Linked DNA regions of Homo sapiens: region 1 is linked to region 2. Evidence: chromatin contacts called from ENCODE Hi-C or POLR2A ChIA-PET data. All regions are on one chromosome and are shown on one strand. Each heading gives the region's core, a stretch centred on a gene start or an enhancer-like site at or near the end of the contact. The rest is flanking DNA. Distances are from core to core; before and after follow the strand shown. Region 1 overlaps SCAMP5 (secretory carrier membrane protein 5). Region 2 holds the start of ARID3B (AT-rich interaction domain 3B).

Evidence for each region. A loop is a pair of places that touch in the nucleus more often than their neighbours do. ChIA-PET counts read pairs that join two places held with the same protein, here RNA polymerase II (POLR2A). Pooled maps may share reads with other maps.
Region 1: a map with no recorded cell type shows a loop between it and region 2 (6-fold over the local background). The contact joins the enhancer-like site here to the promoter of ARID3B in region 2. A Hi-C loop is called at or near these places in 1 of 37 single-sample maps with no recorded cell type and 2 of 50 pooled maps. POLR2A ChIA-PET finds 5 or more read pairs at or near these places in 2 of 52 experiments (GM12878 and activated B cell).

What each region holds. Positions count from the first base shown.
Region 1 is chr15:75,006,011-75,011,108 of GRCh38, forward strand. The region is part of intron 1 of SCAMP5 (secretory carrier membrane protein 5); the gene reads left to right. Among named protein-coding and RNA genes, the nearest start is that of SCAMP5, 13 kb to the left of the region's middle. Within about 2 kb of position 2,346, at least 3 of the 41 ENCODE cell types and tissues checked have a DNase peak (open chromatin) inside an H3K27ac peak, as active enhancers do; they include GM12878, where a contact is called at or near this core.
Region 2 is chr15:74,539,901-74,545,538 of GRCh38, forward strand. ARID3B (AT-rich interaction domain 3B) reads left to right here and starts at 1,320. Exons shown (of 9, transcript NM_006465.4): 1 at 1,320-1,430; 2 at 3,960-4,588. The coding sequence starts at 4,037. LOC124903528 (a long non-coding RNA gene) reads right to left here and starts at 1,188. Exons shown (of 2, transcript XR_007064719.1): 1 at 998-1,188. RefSeq lists enhancers at 576-705, 640-1,181, 756-905, 2,256-2,315 and silencers at 1,206-1,565, 2,082-2,266.

The DNA.
Region 1 (5,098 bases), core at 1,096-3,595, 470 kb after region 2:
TTTTTGAGATGGAGTCTAGCTCTGTCACCCGGGCTGGAGTAGAGTGGCGTGCTCTCGGCTCACTGAAACCTCCGCCTCCCGGGTTCAAGCTATTCTCCTGCCCCAGCCTCTGGAGTAGCTGGGATTACAGGCGCCCGCCACCACACCCAGTTAATTTTTTGTATTTTTAGTATAGACAGGGTTTCACTGTGTTGGCCAGGCTGGTCTCGAACTCCTGACCTTGTGATCCTCCTGCCTCGGCCTCCCAAAGTGCTAGGATTACAGATGTGAGCCACTGAGCCAGGCCCTCCCTCTCTTTTAAAAAATAAAATAATAATGTCACTTTGGACTCATGGATTAATAATAAAAAAAATCTATGTGGGCCGGGCACTGTGGCTCATACCTGTAATCCCAGCACTTTGGGAGGCTGAGGTGGGTGGATGGCTTGAGGCCAGGAGTTCAAGACTAGCCTGGCCAACATGGTGAAACCCTGTCTCTACTAAAAATACAACAATTGGCCGGGCACTGTGGCTCATGCCTGTAATCCCAGCACTTTGGGAGGCCAAGGCAGGTGGATCACGAGGTCAAGAGATCGAGACTATCCTGGCTAACACGGTGAAACCCCGTTTCTACTAAAAAAATACAAAAAAATTCGCCAGGTGTGGTGGCGGGCACCTGTAGTCCCAGCTACTGGGGAGGCTGAGGCAGGAGAGAGGCAGAGCTTGCAGTGAGCCGAGATCACGCCGCTGCACTCTGGCCTGGGTGACAGAGCGAGACTCCATCTCAAAAAAAAAAAAAAACAATTAGCTGGGTGTGGTGGCGGGTGCCTGTAATCCCAGCTACTCGGGAGGCTGAAGCAAAAGAATCACTTGAACCCAGGAGGCGGAGGTTGCAGTGAGCTGAGATCATGCTGCTGCACTCCAGCCTGGGCAACAGAGCGCGACTCTGTCTCAAGAAAAAAAAGAGAGAAAAAAATCCACGTGGTTATTACTTTTGATAGTCTAATTGTCCCAAATTTGGTTGGTGGTAGCCCTTTCAGACTGGTTCTTGTGTCCTTTTGACTTGCCTCCATTAGTTATTGAGTACTTTCTTCTTTATGATACCACAAGATGTTCCAGGCTAACCTTGTATTTCCTTTTCCTGGCTTGGGACCAGCCATATATATTTTTAAAATTCTGTGTTCATACTGATACCTCCGCTTTGAATCCAACACCACAAGGCTCTTTCTTACCTTTCCGCGGTCTGAATTGTATCTCCTACAGTGAGAAACCACCTTCCCCAAATAATCAGCACACTGATTCATTTGCCCTCTCCTGTAGTATACGGGCAAAGCTTTAGAGTCGTCACAGCAGTACCAGCAGTAAGAGTAAACTTGCTAAAATTCATGACTTGTTTGCAGTTTCTTTTTCTTTTTTTGAGACAGGGTCTTGCTCTGCCGCCCGGGCTGGAGTGCAGTGGCGCAATCACACTTCATTGCAGCCTCGACTTCCTGAGCTCAAGTGATCCTCCCACCTCAGCCTCATGAGAAGCTGGGACTACAGGCGCACATCACCATGTCCCGCTAATGTTTTTTTTTGTTTTGTTTTTGTTTTTTTGAGACGGAGTCTTGCTCTGTCGCCGGGCTGGAGGGCAGTGGCACGATCTCGGCTCACTGCAACCTCTGCCTCCCAGGTTCAATCAATTCTCCTGCTTCAACCTCCCGAGTAGCTGGAACTACAGGCACATGCCACCACGCCCAGGTAATTTTTGTATTTTTAGTAGAGAACAGGGTTTCACCATATTGGCCAGGATGGTCTTGATCTCTTGACCTGGTGATCTACCCGCCTCGGCTTCCCAAAGTGCTGGGATTACAGGCGTGAGCTACCATGCCTGGCCATGTTTGTATTTTTTGTAGAGACGGGGGTCTTGCTGTGTTACCCAGGCTGGTCTCGAACTCCTGGGCCCAAGCGATCCATCTGCCTTGGTGTCTCAAAGTGCTGGAATTCCAGTCATGAACCACTGCACCCGGCCTGTTTGCAGTTATTTTTGCCCTTGAGGTTTATCTTTCTAGGAGAACATAGGAGAACCCAGAATTACTGTGATCAAAAGTTACTTGGGCTCTTTTTTTTTTCTTGTCTGTGAGATTGTTATCAATTTAAAGTATAGTTAGCTTGATTTGTTTTTGTTTCAGTTTTAGAGTTTGCTTTTCTTTTTGGTTTAAGTTTTTGAAATATGGAAGTCATTTTATGTGTACAAGTATATTAAAAAAACTTATTAATAAGTATATAAAGAATGGAAGTCTCTCTACTCATCGTAGCCCTTCCGTTATGTAGGTGACTATTTCATTACTTTCTGGTTGATTCTTCCTGTGTTTCTTTTGCAAAAATAAGCAAATTCATATGTGCATTCTTACTTCCCCTTTCTTACATAAGGGGTAGCATATGATTTACACTTTTTGTGCTCTGCTTTTTTTTTTTTACTTAATATATCCTGGAAAGCATTCCACAGCAGTTTACTGAGCTCATCTTTATTCTTTTTTTTTTTTTTTTGAGACATGGTTTCACTCTGTCACCCAGGCTGGAGTGCAGCAGCGAAATCTTGGCTCACTGCAACCTCCGCCTCCTGGGTTCAAGCGATTCTCCCACCTCAGCCTCCTGAGTAGTTGGGATTACAGGCTTATGCCATCATGCCTGGCTAATTTTTGTATTTTTTTGGTAGAGATGGGGTTTCACCATGTTGGCCAGGCTGGTCTCAAACTCCTGACCTCAAGTGATCCTCCTGCCTTCGCCTCTGAAAGTGCTGGGATTACAGGTGTGAGTCACCATGGCTGGCATCTTTTTTACATCTGTGTAATACTCTATTGTATGATGCACCTCGTATATTCAAATAGTCACATTTAGGTTGCTTTAAGCATTTTGCTAATGCAAATAGTGTCATGTCGAATAACGTGTGTGTTTGTCATTTCTTATATCTGGGTAAATGACTAACAGGAGCAGGATTATTAGGTTAAAAGGAAAATATATTCTTATTATCTTCTCTTCCTTTTTTTTAATATGAAAAGTATAACATACAGACTGTTGTACATCTTGCTTTTTTTAACTACTCATCTTTTTGGAGACTTTTGCATATCAGTACCCAGAGAACTGCTTCCTCTTTTTAAAATTTTTAACAGCTGCAAAGCATTTTTAAAAATAGCTGCGGAACAGTCCATTGTATGACTACCATTGGTTTAATCAGTCCCCTATTGATGGTTTCTAATCCTTTGTTATTCAAAACAGTGCCGCAATTAATGCACCTGTGTATGGGTATCATTTCCTGATTGTCTCTATCATACCCTTCTCTTCTCTTTTTGTGGTAGATGTTACTGGGTTTTTGTATCTGTATTTGATCCCATATCACAAAAGAGTCCGAAGATTGTAATTGCCCGATCTTTTAATCAGGTCCAGAAGAATTTGACTGGAATGCTAGAAGTTTGTGTGTGTGTGTGTGTGTGTGTGTGTGTGTGTGTGTGTGTGCTTTTTTTCCTTTGAGACAGTCTTGCTCTGTTGCCCAGGCTGGAGTGCAGTGGTGCAATCATGGCTCACTGCAGCCTCTACCTCCTGGACTCAAGCAATCCTCCCACTTCAGCCTCCTGAGGAACTGGGACTACAGGCACGCACCATCGTGCCTGCCTAATTTTTTATTTTTTGTAGAGATGGAGTCTCACTGTGTTGGCCAGACTGGTCTTGAACTACTGGGCTCAAGTGATCCTCCTGCCTCGGACTCCCAAAATGCTGGGATTACAGGTGTGAGCCACTATGCCCAGCCTGAAGTTTTTATTTTAAAGCAAACTTCTCATGGAAGTCTAACACACAGGAGATTGCACAAGTTGTAACTGTATGCTTGGAGAATGTTCACAAAATCCATACCTTTGTGTATCCAGAACCCCGACCAAGAACAGATGCCGGGCCCCCAGTCGCTGCCCCATCAAGGGTAATACTATCTTGACTTCTAACACCATAGATTTAGTTTTTCCTGTTCCAAAACTTTAAGCAAATTTCTGCCCAGCTTTTAAATGTTGCATTGCCTTAGCACTTGGTTGTGGACCATTTTCTGCTGTTGACTATATAAATGTCCACCAAAGTCACTGTTCTAACAAGGTGATTGCTGCTTGGTTTCCTTGGCCTTAACTTGCCAGTGATTACTTAGCATGGGTCAGCCAGGCCTCCTGCTGAACTCCCAGGAGCAGAGCATGTTTGTACCCTCCAGATTCCTATAAGACGCCCTGTCCAGGTGTCCCCCAGCGTCTCTACCCTGTATGTCCCTAGCACAGCTGCTCGTCCTCCCCTGGAACCTCCGCCTCATCTCACACAGGCTTGTCATGATGGGTCTCCACCATCCACTCGGGGTTAAGTGGGCAGGGAGTCTTCCAATTGCTCCCTTTCCCCTACTCCTTAAAACCAAGACCCCTTCAAACTTGTCTCCTAAGGGTCTCAGGAAGCACATCCTGCCCACCTTGCCTTTCCAGCCTCATCTGCTGCCCCCTCATTTGCACTCTGCTTTGGCCATAGTGGCTTTCTTTCCCTTATGATGGGTGGCTCATGCCTATAATCCCAGTGCTTTGGGAGTCCAAAGCGGGAAGATTGCTTGAGGCCAGGAATTTGAGACCAGCTGTGCAACACAGCAAGACCTCCTCTCTACAAAATATTAAAAAATTAGCATGGTAGTCTGTCCCTGTAGTCTAGCTACTCAAGAGGCTGAGGCAGGAGGATGGCTTGAGCCCAGGAGTGCCACTTTACTCCAGCCTGGGTGACAGAGTGAGACCCTGTCTAAGAAAAAAAAAAATGTGAAGCTCCTTCCTAGTAAGGAACTGTCCCTGTACGATGCTTTCCCATCTGCCTAGAAGGCTGTTTTGCCCGGGGAACTCCTCTTCATGCTTCAGGTTTTTACTACCACTTGTATTTAATTTCCCTGAGGCTGGGTGCAGTGGCTCATGCCTGTAATCCTACCACTTTGGGAGGCTGAAGCAGGTGGATTGCTTGAGCCTAGGAATTCAAATTAGCCTGGGCGATATGGCGAAACTTAATCTCTACAAAAAAATATAAAAATTAGCTGGGCCTGGTGGTGCATGCCTGTAGTTCCAGCTACTCAGGAGGCTGCG
Region 2 (5,638 bases), core at 70-2,569:
GTTGCGCCACTGCACTCCAGCCTGGGCGACAGAGCAAGACTCCTTCTAAAAAAAAAAAGTGAAATAACAGTAATAACAGTTATGCTGTAATTCTATTTTTTTTGGGGGGGGGGAACAGTGTCTCTGTCACCCAGGCTGGAGTGCAGTGGCACAATCATGGCTCACTGCAACCTCCGCCTCTCCTGGGCTCAGGTGATCTCCCACCTCAGCCTTCCGAGTAGATGGGACCACAGGCATGCGCCAAAACGCCTCATTAAACTTTGTATTTTTTGTAGAGATGGGGTATCGCCTTGTTGCCCAGGCTGCTCTCCAACTACTGGGCCCAAGAGATTCGCCTGCCTCAGCCTTCCAAAGTGCTGAAATTACAGGCGTGAGCTACTGCATCAGGCCTATAATTCAAAAGTAGTCAAGCTGAGAGAATAGCAGGCTGTGGTTGAAAAGAGGGTTGTTCAAATTACTGAGTCGTGACGCGATAGCGTTTGGAGGGACAAGGTCCAGGTTTTAACTGGGATTGGGAGGCTGATATAAGGGTCGCTAAAGACGAGGCCCGATGTTGAATGGGTTGGCCACATAGGCTCTGAAATTATCAAAGATGGTCAGACGGGAGACAGACAAGGAGCTGGATACACAGATCGGCAGATTATCTCCAAACGGGGTGAAGTAGGTGACAGAGTCTAAGGGGAAGGGCTGAAGAAGCAAGTGTTTTTACAAGAGGTGACAGCACCTGGCACATAATCCCGACCTCTGCAAACTGAGACCTGAGAATACTAATTCATGTGAGAAAGTTTCAAGGGACGCAACATTCTCGGGACAGCCAGGTCTCTGTCCCAGGAAGGAGCGGAGAAGTTTAGAGACAAGCTGATCTAAACACGAGAACCTCTGAGGAAGACCGGCTTGAAGGCAGGAGATTGAGGAGGGGACCGAAGCGACGGCAAACCCTACACTCCTCTGCTCTTTAGTTACTTTCCTCCCAGCCAACCGCCCAAGCCACACCAACCTCCGCAATAGAAAACGCTCGGAGAACACGATCTCCCGCCCAGCTCTTTTCAACTCCCCGCGGAAGTGCTCACACCGGAACCCCTCTGTGTCCGCACTTTGCCATTGGCCGAGGCTTCCGCCCGCTTCCATTCGCTTCCTCCCACAACTCAGTCGGGCTGCGCGGTCCGTAGGAGTCACTTCCGCCTCGTCCCACCCCGCCCCCCGGTCCCTTTCTAGCAGCTTCCGGCTTCGGTCCCGCCCCGCCCCCTGTGGCCCCGCCCCGCCCCCGCCCCCGCCCCTGGCTGGCGGTCCAGCCCCGCGGCGCCGCTTCCGGTGCGGGCCCCGCCCCGGCTGTGGCCCCCGGCTGCGGAGGAGTCCGAGACGCAGCTGCCGCGCCGGGGCCTGAGCTGCCGCCTCCTCCGCCGCCCGAAAACCCGGAGTGCCCCGCACAGGTAAGTGGCCCGGGTCCGGGCTCCCTCAGGCATGGCGGGAGAGGAGGCTGCGACAGGTGGAGGGGCCGAGGCCAGGAGCCGAGGCAGGTGTAGAGAGAGAGGGGAATGCGCGAGTCGGGGGCGCGGGGACCGCGAAGGAAAGTGAGAGCGCCGCGGGAGCCCCGAGCGCCCTGTGCCCATTAGGGCATTTGAGATAAAGCGTTTGAGATAAAGCGATGAGAAGGGTGAGGGGCCCTGGAGCTGAGTGGGCGCGCAGATAGGTGGGGCGGGGGCCATCGGAAGAGCCAGCGGATTGGCTGGGAGGGTTGGTAGAGGTAAAAATGATAGGGCTGAATGGGGGGAGGTGAATAAAGAATGGGGGGAGGCGTGCAGGGGTGACCGGGAAGGTGGGCTGTGGGGCTTACAGGGGCCCGGGGCCAAAAGAATCCGGCAGCAAAAGCAGGGGAATGGTCAGCAGGCCGGGTTCAAAGCTGCAGGTAGTCCGTTGTACCCGGCTTGGTGGTCCGGGAACTTTAGGGGAAATGGGGGAGGGGCCCGTGTGAAGGGATGAAGAGGTTTAGATTTGAGACATAAGTTCTCCAAATGTAGGCAGGTGGCATTGTTTGGATCGCTGGCTGCTTAGGGACTGCGGGAAAATGGGCTCTTTGGGGGAGGGTGTGTGTATTGAGTTGTAGAACTGAGTCATCTCAGTCTTACTATAAGAGGCTGTGGGAGGGACACCTCCCCCTCTGCTGGGGACAGCATTCAGAGAAGATGGTGCCACAAGACAAGAAGCAGTTGTTCAGTGACTGGCAGGACTTGGTTGAGAAGTTATTCCGATCGTGATTGATTGACTGTAATGACTATGAGGACATTTAAAATGAACACCGAATTATTTGCTTTATTCTGTAATTTTCTTTGACCCAAATTGTTTTCATTTTAAATGAACACTTTTGCCAACTGAATTTAATGTGGATGTAAATCTTGTCATGCTTTTTTACACTGTAAGAAGAGCTAAAGCAGAATGAAAGTATTGCTGCAAGCGTAACTCACACTTTCTGAAGTGCCAAGAGAGGAAGTAAAGGCAGTAAGAGGCAAATTGGAATGCGAATCTTTCACAGAACACAAAAGGCACAAACAGGGCTATAAGATAAACAGAAAATGAGAATTTTTAATCTCTACTAATTGGCCTAGCTTTAAAAATTGTACCCTTTTTTACTCTAACCTGGAAAAAATCTTAAATCCAAGCAGTTTTTATTGCTGAAGATGTGATTACTTCTCCGTGAATTTTTGAAGATACTAAAGACACTTTGTTTTTTGTCTTTCGACCCAATCCTAAAACACTGGAACAATGCAGATATCAAGTCCCAACATGTGCAGTGCAGCTTCTTTCATGTGATGACAAAATTGTACGCCATGTTGCAAGTCCTGTTCACCTAAAATTGCCCTTGCATAGTAATCCATTCAGTTATGGAGACTTGCTGAAGAAACATAACTCAAGTGAAGTTTGTTGGGGGTGAGGGCCTGCAGGGGAGAGGTGGGGGAGTAAAAGGAGAAGAGGGTGTGAAAGTGATGTGTGTTTGGAGACTGATTGGTAAGAATGCAGATAAACCTGCCCCCAGAATGCTTTTGGCCCGAAAGACTTTTCTTTTTGTGTTTGTCAGAGAATATCATAATAGAAATGAATCAGAAAGAAAGGGGATGTGAAGAGATTTACTTCGCTGTTTATAAAAAAGAAGCAGCATTAACTTGTTGTTCAGACAATGTTGATATCTGTTTCAAATTAATTAACTTTAAAATCTCCAGAGGAATTCCCCCGTTTGCTTTTGAGTGACGATTGCAATTTGAGACTCTTGCCTCCTTGCGTGTTTCTTTCATGTTGTTGAAATTGGATTCTTTTTGAGGCTATAATGTCCAGTTAGTATGGCTCAGTCCACTCAACAAGCAGGCTGGCAATTTGATCAGGGAAATTTGAAAAGCTTAGACCCAAGAGCAGCTTGCTTGGTCTTGCTTTTTCTATGAGAGTAAAACTGTCTGCCTGATAGTTCTGTGTCTAGCTTAGAGGTGATATCTTTCTCCTGTGGGCTTGGGAACATACTCTCTCCTTTGCAGGCAGGTCCTTCTTTTCCTTTATTATTGTTGTTTGCATAATTATGCTTCTGCTACAGTGCAAACCCAGTTACCTTTTCAGTAATTAATGTTCAGTAACATTAGTTCAGTAACAGATTAATGTTTGATAATGTAGAGGAAGAGAGATCAGAACACGTTAGCAGACTAGATATTGGCTGGATGTACTTCTTTTAAAGCCTGCTACTACTACTGAAATTCATTCCCTATTTCCCCTCTTAGATCCTGTTTCTCTTCTTCACACCTTTTCCTACCCACCCACGAAACCCCCACCACTCACTCATCTTAAAACTCAGGTTTAGGAGCATATGTTTAGCGTTCGGAACTCATGGCCCTCTACTGGAGAAAAGGAAACCTTTTTATACCTGCTTAACATGGTTGTTTTTTCCCCCTCCTTCTTTGTGGTTTCTGTTAATCACTAAGGTTTAGACCCAGTGTGCCTGGTGGGCTGTGCCCAGGTTCAGAGTCATGCCACTCTGTGGGTGAAGCTTGAGGCAAAAATGGAGCCACTTCAGCAGCAGCAGCAGCAGCAGCAGCAACAACAGAAGCAGCCACACCTGGCTCCTCTGCAGATGGATGCCAGAGAGAAGCAGGGCCAGCAGATGAGAGAAGCCCAGTTCTTGTATGCCCAAAAGCTGGTCACACAGCCGACTCTCCTTTCCGCCACAGCTGGGAGACCTTCTGGCAGCACTCCCTTAGGTCCCTTAGCCAGAGTTCCACCCACCGCAGCAGTGGCCCAAGTGTTTGAACGGGGCAACATGAACTCAGAGCCTGAGGAAGAGGACGGAGGTTTGGAAGATGAGGATGGGGATGATGAAGTTGCAGAGGTGGCTGAGAAAGAAACCCAGGCTGCTTCAAAATATTTTCATGTGCAGAAAGTAGCTCGCCAAGATCCCAGAGTGGCACCCATGTCCAATCTACTTCCAGCACCAGGGCTCCCACCACATGGACAACAAGCTAAAGAAGACCATACCAAAGATGCTTCCAAGGCCTCACCTTCTGTCTCCACAGCAGGACAGCCGAACTGGAATCTGGATGAGCAGCTCAAGCAGGTCAGTCTTTCTGGTATTGTAGGTCATTTGGTCTTCCTGAAGGCCAGAGAGGGGTCATGGACTGACAGGGTCAGGGGCTGTGCCAGTCTGTGCCTTCTCACCCCACTTCGGTGACCAACAGCCTAGACATGAATAGACTTTGGATTTTTTTCTTATTTAATATTTATTTTCTTCATTAAAGCAATGAAATATATGTTACTCTTTTTTTTTTTTTTTTTTTGACATGGAGTCTCACTCTGTCACCCAAGCTGGAGTGCAGTGGCATGATCTCGGCTCACTGCAACCTCCATCTCCCAGGTTCAAGCGATTCTCCTGCCTCAGTCTCCTGAGTAGCTGGGACTATAGGCGCGTGCCACTATGCCTGGCTTATTTTTTGCATTTTTAGCAGAGACGGGGTTTCACCGTGTTAGCCAAGATGGTCTCGATCTCCTGACCCCGTGATCTGCCTGCCTCGGCCTCCCAAAATGTTGGGATTACAGGCATGAGCCACCGCCCCTGGCCTGTATGTTACTCTTAATATAGGTTTTGCCAAGTTTGATGTGAAAGAATGTCAATACAATCTTCTTTTTTAAAGGAAGGATGAAGTTGCAACAGTGTTGTGAGGAATATCTAAAATGAGATGTGTGACTAATTACAGCTTTTCTAATAATAATGTTTCTAACAGTAATGTAAAAGAAAGTTCTTGCCTAAGACAGTTTCTTAGCTCCAGGCTAACCCTCTTTAAGGACAGTTGGTTGTTTTGGAGCTAAACACAGCTGACAAGAAGCACTTGCATTGTATATATTTTCCAACAAAGAGCCTTGTAGACATGATTTCATTTCACTCTTACATCATCCCCTTGACAACAGGGAAGGGTAGACCTCAAAATTTCCTTTTTAGTCAAGGAAAGCTGAAGTGACTTCCAAATGGCTGAGTATCAGAGTCAGTTAGGGAGCTTTTTAAAAAATACAGATTGCTGAGTCCTAATGAATTATCTTGGAGGGTGGAGCCTAGGGAATCTTTGTTTTCAACCAAGCCTCTTCTCTTTGTGACCCATAATATAGTTTTTCC